Regions from separate parts of the Homo sapiens genome. Here region 1 is linked to region 2. A link is a loop called in an ENCODE intact Hi-C map of the cell type or tissue named here. Cell type or tissue: B cell. All regions are shown on one strand.

Region 1 (8,000 bases), 260 kb after region 2:
ATTTTTACTTTTTAAATAAGTTTTCTTCTCTCTCAGAGTTTAAATGTGCTCAAAGTCTGTTTCTTTTTTTTATATATTTTTCTTATGCTCTAGAACCAACTCCTTCATGAAGGAATCAGCTACTTCTTATTTATTTTTCTTTTCTTTTCTTTTTTTTTTTTTTTGAGACAGGGTCTTGCTCTATCGCCCAGGTTGGAGTGCAGTGGCGTGATCATAGCTCACTGCAACTTCTACCTCCCCAGGCTCAAGTAATTCTCCCACCTCAGCCTCACATGTAGGTGGGACTACAGGTGCATGCCACCACACCCAGCTAGTGTTTTTATTTTGGTAGAGACAAGGTCTTTGTTTTTGTTTGTTTGTTTGTTGTTGTTGTTTGAGATATAGTCTTGCTCTGTTGCCCAGGCTGGAGTGCAGTGGTGCGATCTCGGTTCAAGCGATTCTCCTGCCTCAGCCTCCTGGGTAGCTGGAATTACAGGTGTGTACCACCATGCCCGGCTAATTTTTATATTTTTAGTAGAGACAGGGTTTCGCTATAGTGGCCAGCTGGTCTTGAACTCCTGACCTCAAGTGATCCACCTGCCTTGGCCTCCCAAAGTGCTGGGGTTACAGGTGTGAGCCACCATACCCAGCCAAGGTCTTGATATATTGCCCAGGTTGGTCTTGAACTCCTAAGCTCAATGATCCTCCCACCTTGGCCTCTCAAAAGTGCTGGGATTACAGGTGTTAGTCAACTGCCTGATTTTTCTTATTTTATAGCATCATGTTTGTTCTTCTTTTATAGATCCGCTGTTGTAGATTTCTCTAGAATGCTAATTAGCGGTCTTGTTGTACTCTTCTGTACCCTGCATTATATCTGTTTTCTATTTGTTCATCTTGGTTTTTCTCTTTCATGCTGAAGGCTCTGTTGGTGCTTCTTGCCTATTTGTTCACATTTTTTTAATGAGGAAATGAAATGTTTGATTAGGAGTTCTCTGTGTGGGCAGGATCTGTCACCAACAGACTTTGCTTTGGGTGAGCAGGTGGGAACCCAGCCATGGTTCTGGGAATCCTGAAATGCCAGCATGTGGAGGACCTAAATTTGGGACACCACACATTCTCACTTCCCTGATTTTCCCCAGAAAGCTTATTCAGTTTTCTAAAGAGAAAAATACTATGGAATGTCATGTTATGTTTTACATGATCTCACCTAGAGAGAAACAGCTGACTATAGATCCCCTCTGCACATCACTGTGGTGCCATATTCCATCCCCTCCCCCTTCCATAACAGCCTCCAAATGTTGACCACCTAGGAGGCCCAAGAACTATAATAGGTACTTGACATAGATCACCTCACAACTACCCAGGAAGGTAAATACTAGTATCCCTATATTCCACAAGGGTAAATTGAGCCTTAGAGAGGTTAAATAAAACATCCAGGGTCACACAGCCGATGAGAAGTGAAGGGAGAATTTAAACTCGTATCTCTCTAACTCCAAAAGCCATATGAATCCCAGCTACTTGGGAGGCCAAGGCAGGAGGATGCCTGGGCGCTGCCTCTGCTGTTGACAGAAATGGAGGGAGGCTGCTGAGTGAGTGTCAGAACCCTTCTCTTAAGTTTCTGATGTCATCCAAGGTCACTCAGCAGGTTAGAACTTTGAGTTCGCAGCCATTTTCCAATTCTGAGGTTGCTTCAAACCTTTCTGCCTTGGAGCTCTTATTTCTGAAAAAATAATGAATAAAAGAATCATCACAGTTCCCTTTTAGGGTCGGCTAGTGTCAGGTCATACAAGAAAAGGGCTTGGGATGGTTAGTTTTAAAACAAAGTGATCCAGTAACTCCCTGATGACTTTTATTGATTCTTACTGTTTGATATAACTTGCCATTTGCTAGCAAGTCTGCTTGCAGAAAGAAATGAAGAAAACATTCCCAACCAGAAGGTGGAAAGCTTCTCCTTAACACATCAATTTTACAGTTGTGAGAGACAAATATGTTTAATAACACATATATATTATTAAAGATAGGACATTCTCCCCACCCCAACACACACCTCTTCAGAAATTATTTTCTGATCTACAGAAGGGGGAGCAATTTGTACTCAGGAAAATAAACTTCTGGTATGCATTTAAAAAGTGTTTCATGTATTGTTTCTTGGCCTTTTGGTTAAGATCAAGTGTAAAAAGTGATTCGTGTATGCATTCTTAAAACAGAAATGATTCCATTAAATAAGGTAAATTGGGCCGGGTGAGGTGGCTCATGCCTGTAAAACCCTGCACTTTGGGAGGCTGAGGTGGGCAGATCACTTAAGGTCAGGAGTTCGAGACCAGCCTGGCCAACATGGTGAAACACCATCTCTATTAAAAATATAAAAATTAGCTGGGCATGGTGGCAGACACCTGTAATCCCAACTACTCAGGAGGCTCAGGCAGGAGAATCACTTGAACCTGGGAGGCAGAGGTTGCAGTGAGCTGAGATCACGCCACTGCACTCCAGCCAGCTTCCAAGAGGGTCTCCTATGATCCCCAGCACCTGGAATTCATGCCCTTGGGTAGTCAGTCCCAGGGCTAACCATGTAACCATTAGGACATTGAGGAAATGATGTGCAGCTTCCAAAACTAGATCATAAACCATATTGTGGCTTCCACTGTATTTCCATTGGAGTTCTCACTCTGGAGGAAGCAGCTACCATATCGTGGGAGAGACTGAAACGGTCCAATGATGAGATCCAGGAGGTGAGGAAGCCTCCTCCCAGCAGCTATGTGAGTGAACATCCTGGAAGTGGATACCCCAACCCAGTCAGGTGTTCAAATGACTGCAGACACAGCCACCATTTCACAGCAGCCTCAACAAAGAGACCCCAGGCTCATACCATCTAGCCAAGAGGCTTTGAATTCTTGACCCACAGAAACTTTGAGATAATACATATTTATTATTCTTAACTATATTTGGGGGTTATTTGTAACACAGCAGTAGATAATTGATTCAGTGACTCACAGTAAACAAGGTGAAAGAGATTCAGATGTGGATTTGAAATAAAAGGGAGTCCCCGTATTGAGAATTTTTAACCTTTAGAACATATGACAAAGCTCTGTCGATTAGGTAGGGCTGATTTCACTCACTGTTCTCCTCTGTGAATGTACACATCCCCCTCATCCATACCGCTCTATGCACTAGACTGTAATTATACTATTCCAGGGATTGTCATTGTGCACTATCATTATAAAAATGCTGAGGGTGGGAGACAAGCTGAGAGCTGGGAGACGGGTCTTCCTACAAAGCAGCCCCAAACACAACTGAAAACAAGGTCAAGACTTCGAATCCAACAGTGAGCATTAGCCTAGCCATCTTCCAGTTCATACCAGTGGAACGGAAGTTATCAGTCCTGTGTTTCCAAAATGCTTTCCAGCAACAGGACCTCCAGGTGTTGAAACCATGCTGGGCTGAGTGCCAGCCTTTTGAACTGCAAATTACCCTGGGGTTCTGTGGGAAGCAAACTTGGGCGCCCTCTGGTGCCCTTCTGGTGAACTACACCACCCAAACATTAACAATTATTTTATCAACAGGTTAGTCATCTATGAGTTAAATTACTAAAGTCCCTTTTCTGTACATACACAGTAGATGCAGCAGCTGGGAGTATGATTTCCGAAAAGAAAAACCGTACCTACATACTTTTTTTTAGCCAGTTGCAGATATTTTTCTTATTTATTGGATTAATTTTTTTATAGAGATGGGGTCTCCCTTTGTTGCCCAGGCTGGTCTCGAACTTCTGGGCTCAAGCGATCCTCCCAGCTTGGCTTCCCAAAGTGCTGGGATTATAGGCGTGAGCCACTGCCCCTGGCCCGGATGTTTTTCATTCTTTTTTTTTTTTTTTTTTTTGAGACGGAGTCTCGCTCTGTTGCCCAGGCTGGAGTGCAGTGGCTGGATCTCAGCTCACTGCAAGCTCCGCCTCCCAGGTTCATGCCATTCTCCTGCCTCAGCCCCCCGAGTAGCTGGGACTACAGGCGCCCGCCACCGCACCCGGCTAATTTTTTTGTATTTTTAGTAGAGACGGGGTTTCACCGTGTTAGCCAGGATGGTCTCGATCTCCTGACCTTGTGATCCGCCCGCCTCGGCCTCCCAAAGTGCTGGGATTACAGGCGTGAGCCACTGCGCCCGGCCAATTTTTCATTCTTTACTGCATTTATTTTATCTATACCTTAGCAGGGTGCAACTAATGGGTTATGGTTATTGATTGATTGTACAAATTTTAATAGAACCCTTACAATTTCATCAGTCTAATTATGGGAAGCCTTAGAGAAGTGGCTGCAAAATTTGTTAAATTTCACTTGAGAGCTAGAATACCAATGCTTGACTCAACTCCTGTTTTCATGTTTGCTGGTTTCAGAAGCCCCTGAGGCAAGATTTCGGGTAGGAACTATCAGTTGTTTACCCTCCCCACCTAGCACCCACTATTTCATCATCTTCCCTGCCTTTGTCTGTCTTTTGGGTAGGAGAGGGCAGTCACAGGGCAAAGTATTCACAAGAAGATACAAAAGGGTGGCTGCAGATGCATACATGAAGAACTTTAAATGAAGACAATCTGTGATGATGCACCTGTGTTTTGCACATTACGTACTTAACTGCTGAAAGAATACGTTCATAGTAAACACATGCTAACCACTCTGGCCATGTCAGAATGCCTACACAATAATAACCGCATCAGACTTAATGTACCAACAGCCCCACTTCCATCCCCAACGGAATGCTTGGTATCTTTCTGCAAAGGAAAATTTGGAAGCAAGACTGCCTCTCTTTCCACTTAGCCAGCAGGAATTTCAATAATAAGATGCGGCAGCATCCATTGACTTTGTACCACCTGTCTTTTATTGTAAGTGTTCACCCTAACGGTTTTTATTAACGCTTTGGCTTCCGTCGCTAAGCAACGTGCCACGTTGGGGCTCTTCGCCAGACTACACCTGTACAAATGTCAGCCTCATTCTCCTGGCTCTGAAGGAAACGTGACCGTTCCCCAAACATGCTCTTTATGGTTGCTTCCTCCTGTTCTTTTTCTCCTTCCCTGAACCGCTCCCAATAGAGACAGGTTGGCGCTTCAGTGCATCTCAGATCCTCTGGCGCCCGGGCGCCCCCTCCCGGCGACACCTCCCGGCTGTGAGCGCGCGGGAAGAGGCCAGAGGCAGGGCCTCTCACCTGCTCGGACTGCAAACCACAAAGCGTCTCTTTTTTTTTTTTTTTTTTTTTTTTTTTTTTTTTGAGGGGCGGAGGTGGTCATTTTTATGTTCCCTGGGCAAAGCGAGCAGCCGTTTGGCTTATAAAATAGCAACGACTGCAGTGGCCCACACTGTCATCACGAAATGCCGCCTCTTGTCATGGTCCCCGGAAAACAGGGTTGAGGAGGAGGAGGAGGAGGAGGAAATGGATAATGCCGATGAGTTACTTTTTTTTTTTTTTAATTTGGGTATGTTCGAGTACATTCTGGTCTGAATGGCGGTGGAGGGGAAGGTAGAAAGGAGGCGTCTGCCGAGCAGCATCCGCGCGGAGCGAGCTGCGGTCCTCGGGACCCCGCAGCAGGAGCCACGAGCCCGCCCCGGCGTCCGAGCCCTGCAGGCGAGGCCAGGCTTGGCGCGGAGGGACCTCAGCGTCCGGGGAGCGCTCGCTGTCTTTGAGTTCCTGCTGCCAGAGCCGGGCCTCCTCTGCTCTCCGCAGCCTCGCAGGGAGGGCGCAGGGGCGAGTCCTGGGCGGGCAGGGCAGCCGCGCCCGCCAGAGAGACAAAGGCCAGGGGGTCTCTGGCCGCAGCACTTTCCAGCGCCGCCCGGTCCTCACACAGAAAACTCTTCTAGCTCTGCGGGTGCGGCTCTAAACGGTAATGTTTGCATTTTCTCTAGGGTGATCCGCAGAGGGGGCCAAGCCATAAGTCCCCTCCAAAAGTCTATATGTGTTCATCGCATGTTTACCAGAAGATTTGACACTACACCAAAAAGCACACAGACAAACACCTTAGAAGTATCACCGTAAAAACGGTTATCTTTCCAGCCAAAAGTCTTGAAATGTGTGGCTCCTAGCGGCAAGCAGCAATGGGATAGTCGCCAGGGTCCTTTTACCCTGTTTAGAAGGTTGGGGAGGCTGAAGAACATCGCCTGCAGGCCTGGTGGGGTGGCTGACGCCTGTAATCCCAACGCTTTGGGAGGCTGTGGCGGCAGATCACTTGAGGTCAGGAGTTCAAGACCAGCCTGGCCAACATGGTGAAACCCCCGTCTCTACTAAAAAAAAAAAAAAAAAAAAAGAGGCCGGGTGCGGTGGCTCGCGCCTGTAATCCCAGCACTTTGGGAGGCCGAGACCGGCAGATCACGAGGTCAAGAGATCGAGACCATCCTGGCCAACATGGTGAAACCCTGTCTCTACTGAATATACACGGCCTCCCAAAGTGCTGGGATTACAGGCGTGAGCCATGGCGCCCGGCCTTCTTTTTCATTTTTGAGACAGAGTCTCATTCTTTCTCCCAGGCTGGAGTGCAGTGGCATGATCTTGGCTCACTGCAGCCTCCGCCTTCCAGTTTCAAGCGATTCTCTGCCTGAGTCTCCTGAGTAGCTGCGATTACAGGCGGGTGCCACCGTGCCCTGCTTATATTTTATTTTATTTTTTATGTTATGTTATGTTATGTTATGTTATGTTATGTTATGTTATGTTATGTTATTTTTTGAGATGGAGTTTCTCTCGGTCGCCTAGGCTGGAGTGCAGTGGCGGGATTCGGCTCACTGCAACTTCCGCCTCCTAGGCTCAAGCAATTCTCCTGCCTCAGCCTCCCGAGTAGCTGGGACTACCGCTACACCACGCCCGGCTAATTTCTGTATTTTAGTAGAGAAGGGGTTTCACCATGTTGGCCAGGATGTTCTCGATCTCTTGACCTCGTGATCTGCTGGCCTCAGCCTCCCAAAGTGCTGGGATTACAGGCGTGAGCCACCGCACCCGGCCTTATTTATTTATTTATTTATTTATTTATTTATTTAGTAGAGATGGGGGTTTCACCATGTTGGCCAGGCTGGTCTTGAACTCCTGACCTCAAGTGATCTGCCGCCTCAGCCTCCCAAAGCGTTGGGATTACAGGCATGAACCACCCCACCCGGCCATACCCAGAGTTTCTTATTTTCAGATGAAACATTTTGCTTGATGCCAACATTCTTGTTAGATGTTTTTGTTTGTTTTTTGTTTTTAAGACAGGGTCTTACTTTGTCACCCAGGCTGGGGTGCAGTGGCATGATCTCGCCTCACTACAACATCTGTCTCCCAGGTTCAAGCGATTCTCCCACCCCAGCCTCCCTAGTAGTTGGGACTACAGGTGATGACCTCCATGCCCGGCTTTTGTTTGTTTGTTTGTTTGTTTTGTATTTTTGGTAGAGATGAGGTTTCACCATGTTGCCTACCAGTTCTGGGATTACAGGTGTGAGCCACCATGCCTGGTCTTGTTAGGTTTTAAAGCCCATATTGTTTTCTGATCTGATTTTTTGTTTTGTGCTTTATAAAGCAAATATTTATGAAGTATCCACAATGAAGTACCCACAAAATGTGTTCTTAAAGTGAAAGCTAAAATAGAGCCCTTGTCCCTGCTTTCATGGTCCTTCTGTTCTAATGGATGTCATTCTGATGGGGGCTACGGTAACAGCAAGTCAGGGTCTCACCCATCAGAAGGTAATGGTATGTCAGTCGGGAGGCGGGATAGAGTGTCGGGCACTGCTATTTAGATGGTTCTTTAGGAAAGCCCTTCCTGATAAGAGAGCAGAGACCCTAAGAAATGAGAGTGTAGGCTGGGCGCAGTGGCTCACATCTGTAATCCCAGCACTTTGGGAGGCCGAGGCAGGTGGATCATGAGGTCAGGAGTTCGAGACCAGCCTGGCCAGCACAGTGAAACCCCACCTCTACTAAAAATCCAAAAAAAAAAAAAAAAAAAAAATTAGCCAGGCGTGGTGGCACATGCCTGTAGTCCCAGCTACCTGGGAGTCTGAGGCAGGAGAATGGCTTGAACCTAGGAG
Region 2 (8,000 bases):
CATAACCCATCTTCCCTTCACGGTCCCATCTGGGTCTCCTCTGCACCTCTCCCTGACCACTTGCTTTTCTCCCTCCACATACAAACATGCTCAAGGCTTTCCCACATTCAAAAACAAAAGAACAGGAACATTGAACCTTCCTTCAAAGACAAGGTTAGATGGACTTAAAGCTCATCTGCTGGCCAGGCACAGTGGCTCATGCCTGTAATCCCGGTACTTTGGGAGGCAGAGGCGAGCGGATCACCTAAGGTCAGGAGTTCAACACCAGCCTGACCAACATGGTGAAACACCATCTCTACTAAAAATACAAAATTAGCCAGGTGTGGTGGTGGGCGCCTGTATCGCAGCTATTCAGGAGGCTGAGGCACGAGAATCACTTGAATCCAGGAGGTGGAGGTTGCAGTGAGCCAAGATCACGCCATTGCACTCTAGTGTGGGCAAAAAGAGCGAAACTCCACCCAAAAACAAACAAACAAACAAACAAAAAACTCATCTGCCATAGAAAATTCTGAAACAGACATATATATAAAGATAGCATTTCAAATCAGTGGGAAAAAAATAGATTACTCAATAAATGGTGTTGAGACTACTGGGTAGACATGTGGGGGAAAAAAATACATTAGATCTCTGTAAATCAAAATAAACTCCAGATAGATTAAACCTTTCTTTCCCCTGGGGCAGAGTCTCGCTCTGTTTCCCAGGCTGGAGTGCAGTGGCGCCACATCAACTCACTGCAACCTCCGCCTCCCAGGTTTAAGCAATTCTCCTGCTTCCGCCTCCCCAGTAGTTGGAATTACAGGCGCACGCCACCACACCTGGCTAATGTTTGTATTTTTAGTAGAGACAGAGTTTCACCATGTTGCCCAGGCTGGTCTTGAACTCCTGACCTCAAGTGATCCACCTGCATTGGCCTCCCAAACTGCTGGGTTTACAGGCGGAGCCACTGCAACTGTATCACATATATATGATACAAAATAAAAGTCTTTTCGGTAATGTTGAAATTGGCAAGAACTTTCTAAGAATAACATAACATCCAGAAGCCCTAAAATAAAACATTGATAGGCCGGGCAGGGTGGCTCGCGAGGCAGGGTGGCTCGTGCCTGTAATCCCAGCACTTTGGGAGACCCAGGTAGGTGGATAACCTGAGGTCAGGAGTTCGAGACCAGCCTGACCAACATGGAGAAACCCCGTCTTTACTAAAAATACAAAACTAGCAGGGCATGGTGGCGCATGCCTGTAATCCCAGCTACTCAGGAGGCTGAGGCAGGAGAATCGCTTGAACCCAGGAGGCAGAGGTTGCAGTGAGCCAAGATCACACTATTGCATTCCAGCCTGGGCAACAAGAGCAAAACTCCGTCTCAAAAAATAAAAATAAAAATAAATTTAAAAATAAAACATTGATAAATTGGTATATATTAAAGAAAAATTCTGCATAGAAAGCATAATCAAAAGACATGAATATTTGCAACTCACATCACAGACAAAAGCCTAAGTTCTTAGCATTTAAACAGCTGATAAAAATAAGAAAATAAAAAAGAACCAGCAAGCTAATAGATAAATGGGCAAAGAATCTGAACACGATTCACAAAAGCAGGTAGTGGGAAATTGGCTCTCTCATGCATTGACAGTCAAATATAAATTAGTGTGGCTTTTTTGTTTTTTTTCTTTTTTAGATGGAGTCTCGCTCTGTCTCCCTACAGTGGCGCGATCTGGGCTCACCACAACCTCTGCCTCCCAGGTTCAAGCAATTCTCCTGTCTCAGCCTCCTGAGTAGCTGGGACTACAGGCACGCACCACTGCGCCCAGCTAATTTTTGTATTTTTAGTAGAGGCGGGGTTTTACCACATTGGCCAGGCTGGTCTTGAACTCCTGACCTCGTGATCTGCCCATCTTGGCCTCCCAAAGTGCTAGGATTACAGGCGTGAGCCACCACACCCGGTGGTGTGGCCTTTTAAAGCCCATTAAAAGAGGCCTGGTTAAATACATTGTTACCTCCATTCTACCTCTATTCTACACTGCTATTTAAAAGAATGAGTCAGTTCTATATATCCATCTCCAAGATATAATAAGAATACTGAAGTGTAGAATCATGTGTTACCAAAAAAAAAAGTAAGGAGGGCCTACTCGGTGCTCTCTCCACTTGGATGATCCGCGAGCACTTCAAACACACACAGCAGGACCAAAGGATAATTCAATATTTGCTTTAAATCAAAATCTGCCTATAGAAGCAAAGAATATCTCTGGGAGAAGGCACAAGAAACCAGTAAGTATAGCTGTCATATTCCAACCTCTTCCCCTAATATTCCCTCTTTCTATGAATCAGAAGCACAGACAACAAAGTCGCCCAATCCAGGGCCGGAGAGTCATTCTGGAACTTGGTTAAGAACGTAATGCCATAGAAACAAATCTGTAAAATTCAAATTTGATGACATTACTCACCTACTTAAAGTCATTCATTTCTGCCACCCTCCTCACACCCCTTCCCTCCCTCCCCCTGCCCAGTGAAGAGCCTGTTCCTGCAAGGAGGTGCCTACCATCTCTGCTCTGGATGCTTGCAAATGTCCCGAAGAGGCTTTCGTATGTGGTCTAATACTGATAGCTGCTTCTCAGGTTTTTCCGCCAGCACTGTCTGTGTACCTGCTTCTGCCTGAAGAGCTGTTTGGAAGGTAGCAAGCATATGAACCTAAATGAAGACAGGAATTACTACATGTTATTCTCTGGTTTATTTTGATGACAAAGTCCCCCTACTGATAAAACATTGCATTATTTCATCTTTCAACCTTGAGGGACAGAATCCTTGAAGACCCAGCTCAAAAATGTTCTCTAGCGCCGGGCGCGGTGGCTCATGCCTGTAATCCTAGCACTTTGGGAGGCCGAGGCCGGCAGATCACGAGGTTAGGAGATCGAGACCATCCTGGCTAACACGGTGAAACCCCGACTCTACTAAAAATACAAAAAAATAGCCAGGCGTGGTGGCGGGCGCGCGCCTGTAGTCCCAGCTATTAGGAAGGCTGAGGCAGGAGAATGGCGTGAACCCGGGAGGCGGAGCTTGCAGTGAACCGAGATCGTGCGACTGCACTCCAGCCTGGGCGACAGAGCGAGACTCCCTCAAAAAAAAAAAAAAAAGGCCCCTAGCTCGATAGCTTACACAGCTTTCCCAGCCAGTAGGTCACCCCACTGTCATTCTTCCATTAGCTCTTGGGACTGTTATGCGCTGTTTACTTGTTTTGCAACGGATTATGAACTGCGTGAAGGCAATATCCTATCTTTTGTATTAGTATTATTTCTAGGGCCTAGCTGAAATATAATAGATACTCAGTGAACTTTGTAGGAGGGAGGGAGGGATGGATACATTAAAAGAAATGGAGAAAGTCTTCTTAAATCCTAACAGTACAAACTTGAGTTCTTTTCTAGGTGAGGTAGACCTGGAAATGTTAGCGATTCCACAAGGCGGCACTAGAGTTCCACCTGTCTCCCTCCGCCGAGAAAAGCCGGAGCCAACTAAGTCTTGCCCCGGCTGGTACCTTGTAGCAGATGCCTGCTTTAGCCGAGTAAGCCAAGAAAAATGATTTGAATGAGGACTGAGGGAGGAATGAGTGCAGGGAGGCCACAACACTGTTATGGTAAAGAAATGATCATTTTAAAGGGACTTCAATAGAAAGCCCCCCACCCCCATCTCTGGACAACATCCTACTCCTAGCGCTGGGAGCCATGTATCCAAACAATAGGGTATTCTTTTCTCAGTCCAGTTTTTCCGCCTCCTCTAATTAAGCAAAACACTAAGGCTCATAAAATATTGGGTTATCATTCTAGCTCCACAGTATTTCCCAATTGAGTGCTCTCTTCCTTATTCCATGATAGATCACAGCTGTCACAAATATTACCATTTCCTCCTTGGTAACCTCCCAAGAGGTCACTGAAACTTTCATCCTGGACCTCTGAACCCTAGATTTCTGTGTAGGCTGACAAGAAAGAAAAAAAATCCTTTTAAATTTCAAATATATATGTAACTCCTATGAGAGACCTGGAAATGTAACCATGGAAACCAGAGCATGAGTGTAACCATGGAGACCCATTGAAACCAGCTGGGCCATTACCATCTAGAAGCTGGTGGGGATGTGGCAATTAGAAGGACTGTTAGCCCTAGTTAATGTGGTCAAGTGATGTCAATTGTTTAGGTGAGTGTTTTACAGACATTTAAGTAATTTCTGGGTACTGCCAATGCTTTAAAATGTTCGACAGAAGGCCTTTTCATAGGACTTCCTATGTTAGACTAATTTCTGAAGGATCCTCCACATCTTTCTCCCCAACCCTCTTACCACACCTCCAGAGTCATGACTTAATCAGTCATTCATTCAGCAGACACACGCTAATTGCCTTGTAATCACCTTGGTGTGCTGGGCACTACTGGATCCCATCGTATACATTATATAATATGGTGTATATACAGATATATACATTATCTGTATATATCCCAGTTCATATACATTGTCTGTCCTAGCAGCTTTAATGCCCAGGCAAATCCTGAATAAAAGGGTCCATTTATCAAGAGGCTTCTTTACCAGAATCTGTCAGAATTTGGGTTTGTGCTTTCAGTAAGTGAGATGAGAACTAGACTTCTTTCATTTTGAAGGAAATGTTCATTATTCCAATGTCATAGAAGTCCTTCACAAAGTCAGACCATTCTCTCCGTCCCATTTCTTTTCTTCTTTCCCTGTGTGCATTACAACCCCATCACTCCTCTGGCAACCACAGGTTCAAAGGCCTTGATGACAGTTTGTCAGGGGAGCTGCTTTGTTGTGTGTTTTGAACACCAGTGTGGTGAAAAGGTAGAGTGCAGTGTCAAATCACCTGTGCCTGCCACTTACCCGTGTGTCACCCTAGACAAGCTATTAAACCTTCCTAAGCCTCAAGTTTCCTCATCTATAAAGAGGAAATAAAACCAATCTCTTTAGGTTATTCAGTGACAACTTCACTCAACTGTGAAACTTTAAACTGCTACCAAGTTTTATCTTCTGGTTTTATCTTTACTTCCCGATATCACTCAGCAGTCTTTCATGTTCTTAGCCCTTTCTCCTATTTTACTCAACAGGTGGTCTAAATGTTTACAACTTCCAACAGTGCATTCAAAACCAGCCGAGCATGGTGGCTCACGTGTGTAATCCCAGCACTTTGGGGGGCCAAGGTGGGAGGATCACTTGAGCCTAGGAATTTGAGGACGGCCTGGGTGAGACCTAGTGAGAACCCATATCTACAAAACAAATTTTAAAATTAGCTGAGTGTGCCTGTAATCCCAGCTACTCAGGAGGCTGACGTGGGAGGAGGACTTGAGCCTGGGAGGTGGAGGTTGCAGTGAGCGAAGACTGCACCTCTGCCCTCCAGCCTGGGTGACAGAGTGAGATCCTATCTCAAAACAACAACAAACAAACAAACAACCATCTGTCTCAGCAGAAAATGATGGAGACAATGATGACAACCGCAGTTGTTGTATGAGGCTTATTATATACCAGACACTGTTCTAAGCACTTCACATATTTTAACTCATTTAATTCTTACCACAAGCCATTGAGGATTATTGTCATCTCCATCATACAGATGAGAAAACTGAGGCACAAGGTGTTAGGGAAATTTCCCAAGGTCATAAGCTACAGAATGGCAGAAAAAGCATTTGAACCCTAGTAGTGCCTGCAAAGTCTGCCCTTTCAGCCACTGTTCAATAGTCAGGCTTTCTCTAGTGATAATGTTCACTGTGAATAGAGTCCAACGGATATGAATGAACTCCCTCAGATGTCTCCTGTTCAACGCCAACATCTGCCTGCACTAACCCGCATCTTCATCAGCCCCTAGTCCATGTTTCAGAAGAAAAAACCAGCCTTCCTCTAATCCTCCCACCCCAATTTCAAGTTCCTTGCTCCCTCAGTTACCCCTTTGTTTCTGATCCCCAATCCTTCCTCTCACTTGGCATCTTCCTCTCAGTATGTCAGCAGGTGCAAGCCCATCCTGCCTTATATATTTTTTCCCCATTCTTGAACTTGGCTAAAATGTCCTACCTTACTTTTTAATTTTATTTTATTTTATTTATTTATTTATTAACTTATTTATTTTGAGACAGAGTCTCACTCTGTCGCTCAGGCTGGAGTGCAGCTCACTGCAACTTCTGCTTCCCAAGTTCAAGCGATTCTCATGCCTCAGCCTCCCCCAAGTAGCTAGGACTACAGGCACCCGCCGCCATGACTGGCTAATTTTTGTATTTTTAGTAGAGACAGGGTTTCACCGTGCGGCGCAGGCTGGTCTCGAACACCTGACCTCAAGTGATCTGCCCACCTCGGCCTCCCAAAGTGCTGGGATTACAGGCATGAGCCACCGCGCCCAGCCCCTACCTTACTATTTTCAACACCACTTGAGTCTCTCTGCTTGTTATCCTCTCTCCTCTCCACAGTCAAGTTCCTGGCTCGAGTTGTCTATGCTTGTCTCCACCCCTTCATCTCCCATGGGTGCTGCACCCTCTGAGGTCTGGTTTCCTCACTTTACTGCAGTTGCTCTCCCGGTGGCCCCCAAGGTTGCTAAAATAAATGGCTTTGTATTTATTTATTTTTATTATTTATTTATTTTTTTTTTTTTTTGAGATGGGGTCTCGCTCTGTCACCCAGACTGGAGTGCAGTGGCGCGATCTCAGCTCACTGCAAGCTCCGCCTCCCGGGTTCCTGATAAATGGCTTTTTAAAAGCCTCAGTCCCACTTCTCTCTGTAGCATTTAACTCTGTTGATCACTTTCTCCCCTTTAAAACCTTCGCCTCCCTTGGCCTGACCTTCTTCTGTGCTTCCACTCTGGATTTTCCTTCTCTGTCTCCTTTACTGGCTCCTCCCTCATGGCCTATTCCTTACTTTGGGGTATGCTTCTGGACCCTTAACCTGCTCTTCCTCTCTCTGGGCGCTGTCAGTATCATGTCTGTATCTTCAACTAAGCCTCCATTCTGAATTCACATCAATGGATAAAAATGGCAATTGACTATCTCAGCTGCGTGATCTGTGGACTCCCCATCCTCAACTCAACACTGCATCCACCCAGAAGCCCAAGTCACAATATCTGAAGTCATTCTCCAGTCCTTCATCCCTCTGACAGGCATCCCCATGACCCCTCATATATAGCTTTCTGTTCCTTGTCCTGACCCCTCCACTACTGCCTTAGTCATCCTTTCTCTCCTAAAATATTAAAATCACCTCACCAGTCTCCCTTCTCCTTAAGCCTCAACCGTAAGGATACCAGTGAGATCTTTCTAATATGCATATCACTCCATTCCACAAAACCAAAAGATCCCTAATGCCAACATAATGAAACCAATTCCTTTGCATATGACCTGACTCCCATCTCTCTCTCCAGCCTCACCAGTTGTCTGGCCACCTCCCTAACCCCTGCCTTTCTAGCACCGTGGCTACAGTACTGGGCCAGATGGAATGGCCCCAATCATGTCTCTCACACCTCCCTACTTGGCACATCCATTCCTTCTTTCTGGAACATTTCCCTAGGGTGTTCATCCGGCAGACTCCTCCCCCGTATTCTCTACTTCCTCTTTGCCACCGCCCTTCCCTCACAGGCCTGGCTTTCCTTGTGCCTTTTACATACTCTCATCCAACAATTCTCGCTTGCATTATAATCGTTGGACTCATCTATTTTCCTTTTTAGACTTACTAGTTCTTCAAGGACAAGTACTACTTATTTGTTGTCCTTGTATTTTTTGTCCCATCAGTGCCCCACAAAATTTCTCGACAACGGTAGACATTTACTAAACATTAGATATTAATATTGTTATCAAGGAGACAGCAGAGAAACTGCCTTGGCAGCTAACACTTTCCATCATTGTCACCACCATCAACATCAGAAAGCACACACCAAATGCCTCTGTAACTGAACAGAGACCTGACCATGTCGTAACTTAGACCAAGTTAGTAGAGATAGTATCCTCATGTGTGTGACGTACACTCATTGGTATACAGACCTCA

What was found. Hi-C counts contacts between places; a loop is a spot of excess contacts. Peaks named below come from ENCODE experiments on the same cell type or tissue, not always from the same donor. Only the 100,000 strongest peaks of a DNase experiment are listed, where the experiment ranks them.
Region 1: it touches region 2 in a loop (28-fold over the local background); 103 of 110 quality-filtered maps call a loop at or near these places.

What each region holds. Positions count from the first base shown.
Region 1 is chr13:45,306,133-45,314,132 of GRCh38, forward strand. No RefSeq gene overlaps it. Among named protein-coding and RNA genes, the nearest start is that of SNORA31B, 26 kb to the right of the region's middle. RefSeq lists an enhancer at 3,113-3,805 and a silencer at 5,649-5,708. In B cell, CTCF peaks have their summits at 3,483 (motif pointing left), 3,683 and 5,117 (motif pointing left); DNase peaks (open chromatin) are centred at 3,469, 4,592 and 5,099; H3K4me3 peaks cover 1,281 bases; H3K27me3 peaks cover 2,145 bases.
Region 2 is chr13:45,044,059-45,052,058 of GRCh38, forward strand. LOC105370188 (a long non-coding RNA gene) reads right to left here and starts at 3,956. Exons shown (of 3, transcript XR_941935.2): 1 at 3,885-3,956; 2 at 2,535-2,683; 3 at 2,108-2,407. LOC107984596 (a long non-coding RNA gene) reads left to right here and starts at 4,089. Exons shown (of 3, transcript XR_001749861.1): 1 at 4,089-4,178. In B cell, CTCF peaks have their summits at 3,436 (motif pointing right) and 3,636; DNase peaks (open chromatin) are centred at 3,453 and 4,963; H3K4me3 peaks cover 515 bases; H3K27me3 peaks cover 443 bases.